Linked DNA regions of Homo sapiens: region 2 is linked to region 1. The links are chromatin loops, found by intact Hi-C in ENCODE. Cell type or tissue: endothelial cell of umbilical vein. All regions are shown on one strand. Each heading gives the region's core, and the rest is flanking DNA. Links, peaks and the distances in the headings are about the cores only.

Region 1 (8,129 bases), core at 1,459-6,458:
ATAATAATAATAAAAAAAACCCTGAATTATGAAAGTAGACCACTGTTTCCAAGTCCCTTACCTCACAGAAAGCAGATTGGGGGTGGAGATAAAGTGATTGTGGGAAGGCAGCTTTTTTGTGCGTGTGGCTTTTAGACATGTAAGTAATAACCCCATGAAAATAACATAATAGGTGGAAAGATTTTTTAAAATTATATTTTTGAGGCTAGGCACTGTGGATCACTCCTGTAATCCTAGCACTTTGGGAGGCCGAGGCGGGCGGATCACCTGAGGTCAGGAGTTTGAGACCACCTGGCCAACATGGTGAAACCCCATCTGTGATAAAAATACAAAAATTAGTCAGGTTTGGTGGTGGGTGCCTGTAATCCCAGCTACTTGAGAGGCTGAGGCAGGAGAATCATTTGAACATGGGAGGCGGAAGTTGCAGTGAGCCGAGATCGCGCCATTGCACTCCAGCCTGGACAATAAGAGCAAAACTCTGTCTCAAAAGAAAAAAGAAAAAGAAAAAGAAAAAAAATTATATTCTTAAATTTAAACAACCTCTTAGCTAAATAAGCTTTTCTAATAACTTTGAATTGTTTTCTATTTAGATTAAAAAATGCATTCTAGTGTAATCCTCCCAATACCCACCAATGGTAGCTATGATTATTTTACTTTATTTTTAACTCTATTAACATAGGTGGGAGTTTCCAATCCATAATCAGAATATATTAGTAACTTCACTTACACAGTTGTGTTGATTACTTCTGCCTCTGTCAGGTAGGTAGTGATTAGGGGCACTGCTATGTCTTAAGTGTGCGTAAGCAAAAAGGGAAAGAACAGGGAATATAAAAGGCAGGGAAAAATCCTGGGAAGGCAAATACACATAGTGTATGTAAATTCTAAATTATGTTAACAAATACACACTAATGATTTATATTAATATATACATTAATGTACCTATAGTTTGGGAGTAAGACTTCAGTTAGGATGAGACACTGCTACTTACTAGCTATGTAACTTTGAACAAGCGCCTTAATCTCCATTGGCCTCAATTTTCCAATCTTTAAAATAGAACAGTAGTGACAACCTCTAGGACTATTGTAAGTAAAGACATACCACAAAGTTGTTTTTCAAATTTGTCTGCATAATAAAATTCTTGTATGTATAATACAATTTTTACACAGGTTGGGTAAAATCATAATTATGACTGAAAATTATCATGAGTAATAACGATAAATTTCCCGGGAAGATTAAAATACCTTCCTTTATTGTCCAGACACAATTCAATACTTTTGACTTGCAAAAGAAAGAAAAAACATATTGTCTATGGTAATGTGTACTATTGCTTCAAGGTTAAAGTTGAAGTGACACATCCTACAAAGTATTAAAAAATGCAGGGAGAAGTGATAACAGATTAGTATTTTCCAACCTCTCGGTCAATGATATCTCTCTGTTAAACTGGTGCCATGCACCATGACATTTTCAGAGATAACTGGCTATTGGTTCCAACCCTATTCCAATGTCCAATTTGTCATCCCCTATACACCTACATCTGCAATATCCCCATCTCCCCTAAGATTCACCATGGCTATCATCATTTCCATACACTATAATTGGACAACAAAATGAACTAAAACAACAATAAAACAACAGAATTATGAGATACAGCAACAATTTCATTATACCAATACAAATTTGCTTGACTTTGATCACCAAGCAAATTATTTAAAACTAAGTACAACTCCCATTGCAATTTATACGGGACACATCCAAATCATTATCAGAAAAGGTGCAAAGTGTTCATTATCTGCTCCTCCAGGTAAATACAAATACAAATCTCGATCATTTTTTAAGTTCCTAAGACACTGGGTTTATGTTGTGTGTATGCGTGTGTTTGTATGTATGTGTGAATTGTTACTAACAACTGCTAACTCTGTGGAATAGAAGACTAAAGGTATTTTTATTTAATTCTGTAATCCCAGAACATCATCACAAAGTGGCCTAAATTAACACTTTTGTTTAGGGGGAAAGTTTATGTATTCACTCAATAAATATTTACTAATAGCTTATAATATGTAGGCTACAGAGCTGTGTGCTAGAGATGCTGTAACGAACAGTTCAGCCAGGAACCTGGCCCTCCGCTAATGGATCCTATTGGAGACTCTATATCTCTTTAATCTCTGGTATCAGTGTTAGCTCATTGTGTTTTCTTCCTCCTAAATTCCTAAATCTAGTTTATAAAACTTCCCTAGCATATCATGATGTATAATAACAGTTTATTAACAATACTAATAAAGACATTGAATAATGTATTTCAGGGAGGAGTTTACCTTTTATTTATGTTATCTCATTTAATCTTTACATGAGGAAGCTAAATTAGAATCAATTGTTACATTTTCATAAGCAATTACAACTTTAAAAATATGTTATCAATTATGTTTTAGGGCTTTTTGTGTCACACATTCTACTTAATTATTCTGCACTTAATGAAATATAACTCAGTGATAAAATTTTATACATTTAGCTGTAAAGAAAACCCCATATAGTTCAACATATATTTTGTATCAATGTCAACATTTATAATATACTGTGGAAAGAATAACATAGTCAATGGTTTTAAATATTATATTACATAGTCTATGGCTTAAATTTCCAACATGTTTTCTAATTCTTGTTGATTTTTCTGTAAATAAATAGGTGGCTTAACTATCATAGTACTCTTTAGTTTGATGAAATTATATTTTTCCCATGGTAAAACATTTTAAAGAAATTTTTCCCTGTATTAATTAAGAAAATCACACACAAAATACGTTGATATGTTGATTCCTGACAATCAACATTTGGATAAGCAAACTTTCTATGAAATGTCTACTCATGAATTTATACAAATTCATATTTGTGATACATTATTTATATTATTTAATTAAATTTAAATTATTAAATTAAATTTGAAGTCCAAAATCATGAATTTATCAAATTTTTCCTATTATGAGTTGACTTTGCCTCTCCTGCTATTTGCGTCTTGAGTTTGGATAGTAGCTCTGCCACTTACCAGCTGCTTAATTTTTCCTTAACTGTAATTCACAGATAATGAAAGAACTTAGAGCTAGAATGCAGACCTCCCGACTCATGATCCAGTTTTCAATTATGCTAATCTATTTTTATGTTATTAGACATACAGAAACAATAAGAGAACTGTCCAACAATGTGGCATTTTAATGGTAGTATTAACCTAAATAGAAAATATTACTGTACCATCAATCTAATCTTTTAAAAACATAAAGGCAGTCATGAAAATTGAAAGGAAACTTGCATTTTCTACAAAATAATATGTAAAATAATAACTTATTATGAAATATTCAGTTTTTACTGCTAACTCCAACTGGTCATTGGAAAGTATCTGTAGCATTATCAATAGGAGTAAATAGTATGGCCTGACTGCCCTTTGAGTCAGAATCTCATTTACTACCGGTAGGTTCTTGGCTGGGTTAATTGACCTCGCTAAGTCTCAGTCTCCCATGTGTTCATCAGGGTTACTGATACCACCCCACCATCAAAGTGGGAGGATCAAATGAGACAACTTACACGATGCATTTGGCACAGAGTAGACGTTCAATAAACATGAGCTCCCTTCCTCTTCCCCTAGTGCCAGCTGGCTGGCAGACCACATTAAGCAGAAAAAAGGAAGCTATGTTCTCCTTTTTCCAGACAGCTGGTAATGCAGACATCACAGGCTTTCTACAAACAATGTTGACTAATTTTTGCCACAGCTGACGTGTGTATAATGTGCCCTGCCAGTTCTCTCAATAAGCCGAATTCATGACCACGGAATAATTAAGTTGTTTTCTTTATCGCTCCTCATTTTATGAGTCCAGATTGAGGTAAAGTGGCACTTTTGTAATGTTTTGTATATTTCATGGACCTGGAAGACTTCATTTATTGTCCTGTAATAACAACAATAAAAATGTTTTACACTGTTTATTTCTGACCACAGTACTATGATACACATAATACTGCTCCCTCCAATCTGTAGAAGCGACCACTAAGAAACAGGTAAAGTAACTTGTCCAGCATCACCCAGGCAGAAAGTGGCAGGTTAGGATTTGAATCCAGTGTTTTGACTCCTATGCCTGCACTCCAAATTCATAGAAATGATTGAGAGAGAGAGTAGGATTTGCATGTAAAGTGAACAAAGGCCTTAAACTCCCATCTACTACTTCCCATTCAGCCGGGGGGGCAAAGAATACATTACTGAACATCCAGATTGTATTAGCTATGCTGTATTTCAAAATAGAAACCCTGAAATTTCCTCTTGATAGGTAAATATTTATCCCCTTTTATATCACTCAAGTACAGTACATATAGTATACAAATTCAACAGGCAATAACTTCTTAATTATACCTAAAATATTCAACAGTTTGAGAGGCACATTTCTGCTATTTTGGTTCCTTTTACCTAAAGGGAAAAGGCCAAGTAGGGCTTGTGTGTGAATGCTTAGAACAGTGGCTGGTACAACCAGTGGCTGGTACATAAACTCTATTATTTATTATTGTTATTATTTAATTTTCAAAACTACTTACTGAATATACACTTCTCTGATGAATTTTATAGACCACCAAGGAGCATCCTGCTGATGCCTAGGTCTGTATAACTCTGCTGAACAAAATGTGCTCCATGAATGTGTTTTATATACAGGTGTACTTGAATGAGGCTGGAAACAGCAATTCTCACCATCATTTCAATCAAGCAAAATTGGATTTTATCTGCTTTATGAATATTGGACACCTTTGTACAAAGTCATTTGAAGAAAGATTCCACTAAAAACAAATGAAAATAAATAAACAAATGTGCAAAGCTACTGCTATAGTAAAATATAATGATAACAATAATCTCTAATACACATATTGGGCTTATTTAAGCCAGAAACTATTCTAAGTAATTCTCACTATTACACTATAAGTTAAGTTCTACAATTCCCATTTCATAGATGAGGAAATTGAAGCGATTAGATGACTTATCTAAGATAAGTTTAGAATGGAGTTGGAACTACAATCAACACAGTTTAGCTCCTGAATCTGGGCTCTTCAGCACTGTGCTCTGCTGGCTCTGGATAGTAAAGAAAGTTCCTCTTAACACATTTTATACAATTTTCAATCAGTATTCTTGAGCTCTGCACTTGAATGAGAATAATGAATGTACGCTTTCTCACTTCACAATATGACCTGAAAGCAATATGCCCAATAAGTAAACAAAATATAAATATAAAAAGAGATTCTGAAAAAGTACAAATGCAGCTAAATGGAAATAGCCTACTGAGCAGTTTTTCTGGATTCCATTTAAAACATAATAATAGGTAGGTCTAAAATGGAACTGAGGTAAGTAAAACAAAATAACTTTCTCTATGGTTTCTCTAACAGGTATTATGGTGCCTACTTCAATGTTTCCATTTATATGGTGTTTGTAACACTTTATTGACCAAATTCAAAAAGAAGAGACTAAATTCAAGTAAGATACCTAAAATGATCAGCAGTTTCACGTCTGATAAATTAGTAAGAGCTGTCTAATTGCATAATTGATATAGCTCTATCTGCTTATACCCTTTATCCATAGATGATCTCCTGTTGATCAGGTGGCAACTTTAACACAACTTAAGGTTGATTACCAACAAGCTGTGTCACAATACTAAATAAAGTTAATTAAATTTTGATTTATAGAGGCTGTATTTCAACAATGTTGATCCATCACAGGTAGAGTCTTTATCTCTAAAAGTATTCACACTTCATGGGCTTCCCTTTAAAATACAGAACCAAAGCTATGAGAGCCAATCCTGCTAACTAAGCAAAACCCTGGATCCACAGCAGTTATGAGGGACAGACAAATTATATGAAACAATTAATACGGAAGGAGACATGGCACGTGTAGAGTGGGACAGACCAGTCAAAATGCTGGGCTCGTAAGACCACATGGTTCATCAGACCTTCTGTGGCTCCTGGGCGCAGTGTGCACCCTGAAGCTTATCTCTTCTTCATAGCTGTTATTTAGACTAGCCCGGGGCTTAAAGGCAGGATGTAAAATGCAGTCCAGGAAAAATGATTCCTTATGTTCCTTAAGTAATTGTGAACTTGGCATAAGTTTTCTTAAGTAATTTTTAAATCAAAGTTTACTTAAGCTTATTCTATCACATGTCTTGTTATGTTTTGTTTTGTTCTGTTCTCTTCAACCAAATATAGACCATTGAGTTTCTTAAAAAAGGCACTTAAGGCTGGGCGTGGTGGCTCATGCCTGTAATCCCAGTACTTTGGGAGGGTGAGGTGGGTGGATCATGAGGTCAGGAGTTTGAGGCCAGCCTGACCAACAGGGTGAAACCCAGTCTCTACTAAAAATACAAAAAAAAAAAAAAAAAAAAAGTTAGCCAGGCATGGTGGCACAGGCCTGTAATCCCAGTGACTCAGGAGGCTGAGGCAGGAGAATCGCTTGAACCCGGGAGGCAGAGGTTGCAGTGAGCCAAGGTTGCGCCACTGCACTCCAGCCTGGGTGATAGAGCAAGACTCTGTCTCAAAAAAAAAAAAAAAAAAAAAAAAGAAAACAGAAAAAAGACACTTGGTAGTTTCTAAGTTAACTCCAGTAAAAAGCATTTGTGTTTCATTTGCTTAGTCAACAGAGTGAAATTATTTTATTCTTAAAAAATATTAGAATTCCTGTAATCCCAGCACTTTGGGAGGCTGAGGCGGGTGGATCACGAGGTCAGGAGATGGAGACCATCCTGGCCAACATAGTGAAATGCGGTCTCTACTAAAAATACAAAAACTGGCTGGGCGTGGTGGCACGTGCCTGTAGTCCCAGCTACTCGGGAGGCTGAGGCAGGAGAATCGCTTGAACCCAGGAGGCAGAGGTTGCAGTGAGCCGAGATCAGGCCACTGCCCTCCAGCCTGGCAACAGAGCGAGACTCTATCTCAAAAAAAGAAAAAAAAAGTTAGAATTATGACCAGACATATTCAGGTTTAAAGCTTTATCTGAACTGATAAAGAAGTTCTGTGTGAACATAAACAGTTATTAAGAATTCAAGTTTGGATGATCAGTGTTAATAAAAGATGAGAATAAGGAGCACTAGAAAGTCTCTATCCTCTGATATCCATATTTAAATCAGCATATACACTTTCTTTCAGAAACGTACTTTGGAGCAAGGGCTATGTTAAGCCGCACATACTTACAAATTACTCTTTTTAATGTTTAAAATAATTTATACAATTATTATTACTGAGTCTTCTCTGTTTTATTATGATTGCTGAAAGTAATGAGAATAGCTACCATTTTTAGTTCATTGTAATTGTTGTGTTTCCCCTTCCCTTTGGAATTAAGCAGGTGCCAAACATTTATTAGATGCCATCTAAGGTAATTAGTTGCTCATGAAAATGCCATGAACAATGCTCAGGTTGTGGCAACTGAGCTACGATTTTTGATAGAACTCAATATTGATCAGCATAATGACAACAAATAAAGGTGAGGGGCTCAGCGCAGCTGGAGGAAGAAATAAAGAGAGGAAGAGCAGAAAATTTCCAAGGTGGGCCCTCCATGCGAATGAAGAACAGAGCAGGTGTTTGGCAAAGTTAGCTTGGGGGAGGGAGGGATGGACTTAGTGGGGGAGGGAAGGTGTGAAAATAATTGTATTTTGTTTATGTCTTAAAGAAAACGTCCCTAAAATGTGTCACTTAAGGAAGGATACAGTTTCAGCAACAGAAGTGGGGGGCATATCTGCCATAATTGGCTATGCAATAAAAGAGATTTTAAAAACACATTTTGCAGTAGTTATTTTGGCCTTTTTCTTTGAGACAGAGTCTCGCTCTGTCGCCCAGGCTGGAGTGCAGTGGCGTGATCTCGGCTCACTGCCAGCTCCGCCTCCTGGGTTCACACCATTCTCCTGCCTCAGCCTCCCAAGTAGCTGGGACTACAGGCGCCCACCACCATGACTGGCTAATTGCTTTTGTATTTTTAGTAGAGATGGGGTTTCACTGTGTTAGCCAGGATGGTTTTGATCCCCTGACCTCGTGATCTGCCCACCTCAGCCTCCCAAAGTGCTGGGATTACAGGCGTGAGCCACCGTGCCCGGCTATTTTGGCCTTTTAAAGATATATTCAGAATGATTACA
Region 2 (5,982 bases), core at 465-5,464, 80 kb after region 1:
AAATTTATTGTTCCTCGGCTTTCAGCCTTTATAACCAAAGAACTGTGCTGTATGTGAGATCTCGTGTTTTAAAATAGAGTGGGTATCACTGATTTTTATAAATGTACTTTTCATAGGAAAAGCTGGTCTCTGTCTTTGAAACCTAGAATTAGGGAGTATTTTTTCCATTTTCATGATAAACACTCATATCCATTCTTACTATTGCCATTACTTTCCATGGTTATTTTGTTACTTTTTATCCCTCTGAAACTTCAAGTAAGTAGTAATTTTTTATCTAATTATATTCTTTCTTAATATACCAGAAGCTTGTAAAGAGTAGTATATGCCTACAACTCTCTATTTAAACTACTATCATGCTTGGAGATGTAAGAAAATATATAAACCCTTTTCATGACTAATTATTTTTCCATATCACCCCCAAAATCTTTTTTATTACATGGACCTTAGTGAATCTTTCAACTCATTTTCCTTAGTGCTTATTGGGTAAACATTAATCATTCATCTTGAATCCATAGATCACACCTACATGCTCTAAGCTTAGTGTATGAATCAGTTAAAACAAAAACGTTTTAATGCCACTTGCAGGTGTGCTCTAATATTCTACTCACTGCACAATCCAATTCACAAACCATAAAATTATTTTCAAGTCAGGCTTACCATATTACGTTAAAACATACAATTTTAAGCAATAGCTACCTTTCACAAAACACACCTTTTTTTGTAGCATATCTAGTGTATTCAGCTGAAGAGTTTACTTTCATTTAAATATTAGTTTCAGGAATTAAAATGTAAAGTTTGATTCTTAGGCTAAATCATTCACTTAAAAAGTCAAACAAATGTTCCACTTCTATTGCATGGAAGCAGACACAGACAAACCTCAAAGTTAATATGCCATTTGGGCCAAAAATCTCTAGATAAGGTAAAAATCTCTAGATCTTCTCTATGATAACATATGCCTTTCAAGGGGCAAGGAACAAGTATACTGGTTTGTTTAAACATAAACACAGGCAGAATTAGTATAAACTTTCTGAATTGCAAATGCTAATAAGTAGTTGTATAATGAGAGATCTTTGAGAATTACAGTAACGAAGAGGAGATCTACTTAAGCCATACCAAAATTATTAATATAGAATGCCTCTTTCTTTCCTTGTGAGCATTCAGAAAGTGATCCCTCACCCAAATAGCTTTTGTTCATAGAAACAAAAGTCAGAAAATGTCCTTGGTTTCTCCTCTGTATTCACTGCTGGTAAAAAAAAACAATTACTCTGGGGGCTGAAGAAAAGGGGAGGAATGGACCTCCTGTTTCTGTAAACAGCTCAACACTAACAAAATCTCACATCTTGCTTCTCAATCAATACCAAGCTCAGTGGTTAAAAGAGCTGCATCAAACCTGTGTTTTATCTGGTTAATGATATCAATAAAGGTTATCTCTACAAAGAATGAAAAGGTCACTAATCAAATTGCAGTGACTCCATCACATTAATATTGCTTGGGAATGCGTTTTATTGATTGTTTAGTATTCCTGTGTAGAATCCCCTTCCTTTTAACGCATTGATGATAGCAGGGGAGAACAACAGTAAAATGTTGCCACACGAGAGCCCTCACACTATAGCAGATAGAAAAGCAGATCCCTTCAGCATCTCTCTTTATGATAATAAATTTAAAATTGAGTATGAAGAGGTAAAAATAAAAATTGGAGAAAAGAAAATTTGGCTTAGAGATTTCTTGGTGGTAAAAGGAAACCATCAATAAATTCTTCCAGAAACTCTCATTGTTAGTAAACTCCTTGGTATTCAGCATGACATGTGATGCTAAATTATACATATGTATATTTGAAAATCTACTTTCTTACAGATCTTACATTTTTTGGGAGAGATGGAAAATTAACATTAAAAATAAAGTATGATATGTACATTGATATTAAAAATATAGGATGCTGACTTTTGGATTTTATGTACAATGTTAATGTAAATATCAATTCTGTTTATTGCTGCTTTTGCATTTTGTGAAAGCCTTCATTGTGAAGGACTCTAGTTCTTGTATGCCTGGTAAGAAAGCATACATTTGTGATTGCTTGGATGGTATTTATTAGTACATCATATACTTCTGAAAACTCAAGACTGTTACTCCATCATTATTATTTCAGTAAAGTATTTGAAACATGTTCACTCTTCAAAATAAAGAAATAAATGAATTACTAGTAATATTTTGGGAGAAGTATTTGAAACATTTTCACTCTTCAAAATAAAGAAATAAATGAATAAAGAAACAAACCAAAAAATAAATGAATAAGTAATTCCAGACACCCCCCTTTGCCTCTGAAGGCTTTGGGCTCCTCTACATTCTTACTGGTTGGTAGTTTCATTCTGAACTTCCAATCCAGGCCTCGTCCTCATCTACCCTATCCCTTGCCTCTTGTTGTTGGTAGGTGTTCCCTCCCTATGGGACCTCAGTTATTCCAGTGGCACCAGGGTGGATCTAATGGCTTCCCTGCAAGATGCCAAACTAAGAGGTTTTATTACCTGGAAAATACAAGACACAGCTGTTTATGTAAGCGCCCCAGGCATCCTGGTTAATCATTCTTGCAAATAACATTAAATGGGATACAATTCTGATTGCTGCATTTGGTTTTTTGCCTAATATAAAAAAAATGGCCTAGTCACCTTAGCAGAAAGTCAGTGATTTCTCACAAATGATTGCTATATTTCATGCTTTTTCAGAGTTAAATAACAACACCAAATTATTTCACTTCGAATAGTAGCTTCCTGCAACTATAAAATATAAGAATCAGGCAGTGGATATATATCCAAAATACTAATACAATGTATTGAAGATGCAAAAAATGGTAAAATGGTGCTTTTAAAAATGTTTCATTTTAGATAATAATAGGAAAATCAATAGTCCAAAAGAAGACTTAAGCTATTGTGTCACTAAATTTAAAATGTGTATTTGGAAACGAAATAATAGATTCTTTGTTTTATACCCTGTCATCTTGTTTTTCTTTTGTTAAAAGAAAGAAAATAGCATTTCTAAGCTTGTTGATCTTCACAGTTACGCTAGTTAAACCAACTGTATAGAGTAAATCTCTTTATTTTAGGCACAGGAGAGAATTCTTTACATAAGTGTAATAGGAAATTATTTCCTGTTGGGTCAGCCATTGGAGGAGCTTCTGGCCAGGACTTGGGGTTTGGAGTCAGACGGACCTGGAAGAATCCCAGCTCATTCACTCATGGGCTATGTGACCTTGGGCAAAGTTTTTAAACACTTTGTTTCCCCTCAATTTCCTATTTTTCAAGATAGAGCTATCTTTCTCACACATTTGTTTTAAAGAATGATTCAGCTAAAATACACAAATTGCTAAGCACAGTCACCTTTAAAACAACGCAGTTTTGTTAATAATAATATTTGTTAGCTTATGTTAATTAGGTTTGGTACAGAGTAGGTGGAGAAAATGGGAAGGCTGGCAGCAGGGCATGTGTTTTCCCTCTCCTGGATCTTGCTTCAATCGCTGTCTTTCCTTTCCTTCTCGTTCTCAAAGAAAAAGTATCATATGATTTTCTGTACATGAGCCAAATGCTTACAGAGTCAAATATTAATGTGCAAATGATGTAGCATGCTACAGGTTTTTAAAAATAAAAGTGAATGAAATTTCTTAATGATACTGATGGTTGCTCCGTAATGTAGCTTAGTATTTGGGCACTATTTTAAACAAATCATTCTTTCTTAAATAATGTTCTCTATTCACCCATAACCACATGACACTTCAAATGGAGAACTGAGTTTAAGTAGAATACTGAAGATGTGTCCACTGATGGGATGTATTTATACTTACTGGTGGTGCAATTTTACCATGGCCACTGGCCAACTGGCTGAGTTCTTAAAAAGTCAATATAAAGGCTGCGAGACATAAACAGGAACTTTGGGGAAGAAACAAAATAGGACTGTTGATCATAATACAGCGGTTACTATGGACTCAGTCTTCCTTCTCTCTGCAAGCACCTTAAAACCATTTGTTGGTTCAGTGAAAGCTGTGCTTTTCCCAGGAAAAGAACAGCCAGCATCCAGAAGGTTAAAGCGTTTGTAGTAACCTGAGGTAAAAAGACATCACCTCAGCTGCTGCACCTTGAGATAGCCACTGCTTCTGAAATTCACCTTCATTACATCTCACGGAAAACGTATAACATATATTTTAGGCATCTTTTTGAGTAATCTGAGTCTCCACCCTGTTCTCATACTGCATTCATTCTTCATTTGACCCACACATTGGAATCACATGATTTTCTCTTCCTTAAAATAAAAAAGTCTTCACCAATCTAGTCAGATTTCCAAATGTATTTCTTATTGGTTTCCCTTTAACCACTTTCACTCAGTTTTATCTTTCCCCTTCTCTTGATCGCTACTTCCAGCTTGGAGGAATCAATAGGAGAATTCACTCACATAAACCAAAGGCCAGTAAAGATTCCCATGCATTCCAATGGACTCTTTTAGGTGGATGCCAGTGAATGGTGAGAGATGAGATTGGGAGAGGAGAGCATTCTCAGCTACTGAGTCCACAGTGAAACTAAAGAGAAGCCATCGCAAGGCCTGGAGAACTATCTCTAGAAATATCTTGGCTGCACTGATGAGATTTTGGGCACGTATTTCTTTAACTGTGATAAAACATGAAATAACAAGAGAGAATCAAATTAGGAAGAACTCCAGCTATCTCCAAGGTGTTTGTGATCTGAAGCACTACTGGGGAGGTAATTGTGGCTGATGCACCACCACAAAAGATTGAGAACGTCTCCCTCCTGCAATAATCAGACTAATGTTTTCCTCATTACCATGTCTTCATTTTTCCTGTCGACAGTACAATGGCTGCAGAGGTCTCATTACTGTTTTCCATATTTATGTTTTAAATTATTGATAGGCTGTAGTAGGGCTGATATGTGACTGAAAACCAGCAGTGTCAGGTAGTTAAGAAATATTTTTCAGAGAGCCATTGGAACATAACACATGTGCATCTGTCAAGATTGGAAAGCAGAAAACATACATGAGACACAGTTGGGCTGTTCAATTTGTTAACTACGTGGGGCAAGTCAACTGTCTCCTGAATGCAATATGTAAGAATGGCTAAAGTGATAGGACTTGAACTCTTCCAAGCTCCGGGCCTTTTGGCTCCGGGCCTTCTGTTTTTTGGCTTCGGGCCTTCTGTTCTTCTTGCATCTTGTTATGATAGCAATTATGGTCCAAACAACATCATATGGCAATGATTTAATTGGCTCAAGTACTGCTCCAAAGGTAAGTGTCACAGACTTTTTGGTCCTATTCCCCACTTTTCCTGTTTGGAAGCAGATTACTCAAATAGCAGAAATAAAATGTCATTTCTGTTGCCATATGGGAAACTTAATGCTACAGTTAAAGAAAGACTCATGTAGAAAATTCTGTTTCTTAAACGTGGCATGTAAAATTCCATTGCAGTAAAAAAGAATGGCATTTCATATGGTTGAAACATTTACAAATAAGGAGCAAAAAACCAAAACTCATGACTCGGTCAGTCATAAAACATTTTCAAAACCTTGATATGTAATATTACTATAGATCTCAGGTTAATCAGCACATAGTGAACACTGAATAATATTTTAGCAATATTATAGAATATTAAAATAATGTAATCCTGAACCAGTTAAACTAGACTTCGTTTCAGTTAGGCCAATGTTTAGGTTTTGTTTTTTATTACTTGGGATTAAAATCAGATGTCTCATTGAAATAACTTTGTGTTGTTTAAATTAAAGAATAAATGGAATTAAACATTTTAACATGTCATTTAGTAAATCTGATTTTTTTTCTTCAGAAGAAATAAGGAAAAAAAGTTCATTTGATTTTTACCAAATGAAACCAAAACCCCACAGCTATCTGTAACATTTTGGAACTGTGAGTTAATGAGACACGTTTTCTTCCCATCTTTAAGTCCTCTTGTCTCCATCTCTGAGTTGACTACTG

What was found. A loop is a pair of places that touch in the nucleus more often than their neighbours do. Peaks named below come from ENCODE experiments on the same cell type or tissue, not always from the same donor. Only the 100,000 strongest peaks of a DNase experiment are listed, where the experiment ranks them.
Region 2: it touches region 1 in a loop (12-fold over the local background); 2 of 110 quality-filtered maps call a loop at or near these places.

What each region holds. Positions count from the first base shown.
Region 1 is chr4:85,838,279-85,846,407 of GRCh38, reverse strand. The region is part of intron 3 of ARHGAP24 (Rho GTPase activating protein 24); the gene reads right to left. Among named protein-coding and RNA genes, the nearest start is that of MIR4451, 120 kb to the right of the region's middle. In endothelial cell of umbilical vein, for the core only: no CTCF peak of the experiment used is centred there; DNase peaks (open chromatin) are centred at 3,677 and 6,007; H3K27ac peaks cover 1,989 bases.
Region 2 is chr4:85,759,910-85,765,891 of GRCh38, reverse strand. The region is part of intron 3 of ARHGAP24 (Rho GTPase activating protein 24); the gene reads right to left. Among named protein-coding and RNA genes, the nearest start is that of MIR4451, 40 kb to the right of the region's middle. In endothelial cell of umbilical vein, for the core only: no CTCF peak of the experiment used is centred there; DNase peaks (open chromatin) are centred at 2,501, 3,241, 3,931 and 5,191; H3K27ac peaks cover 4,379 bases.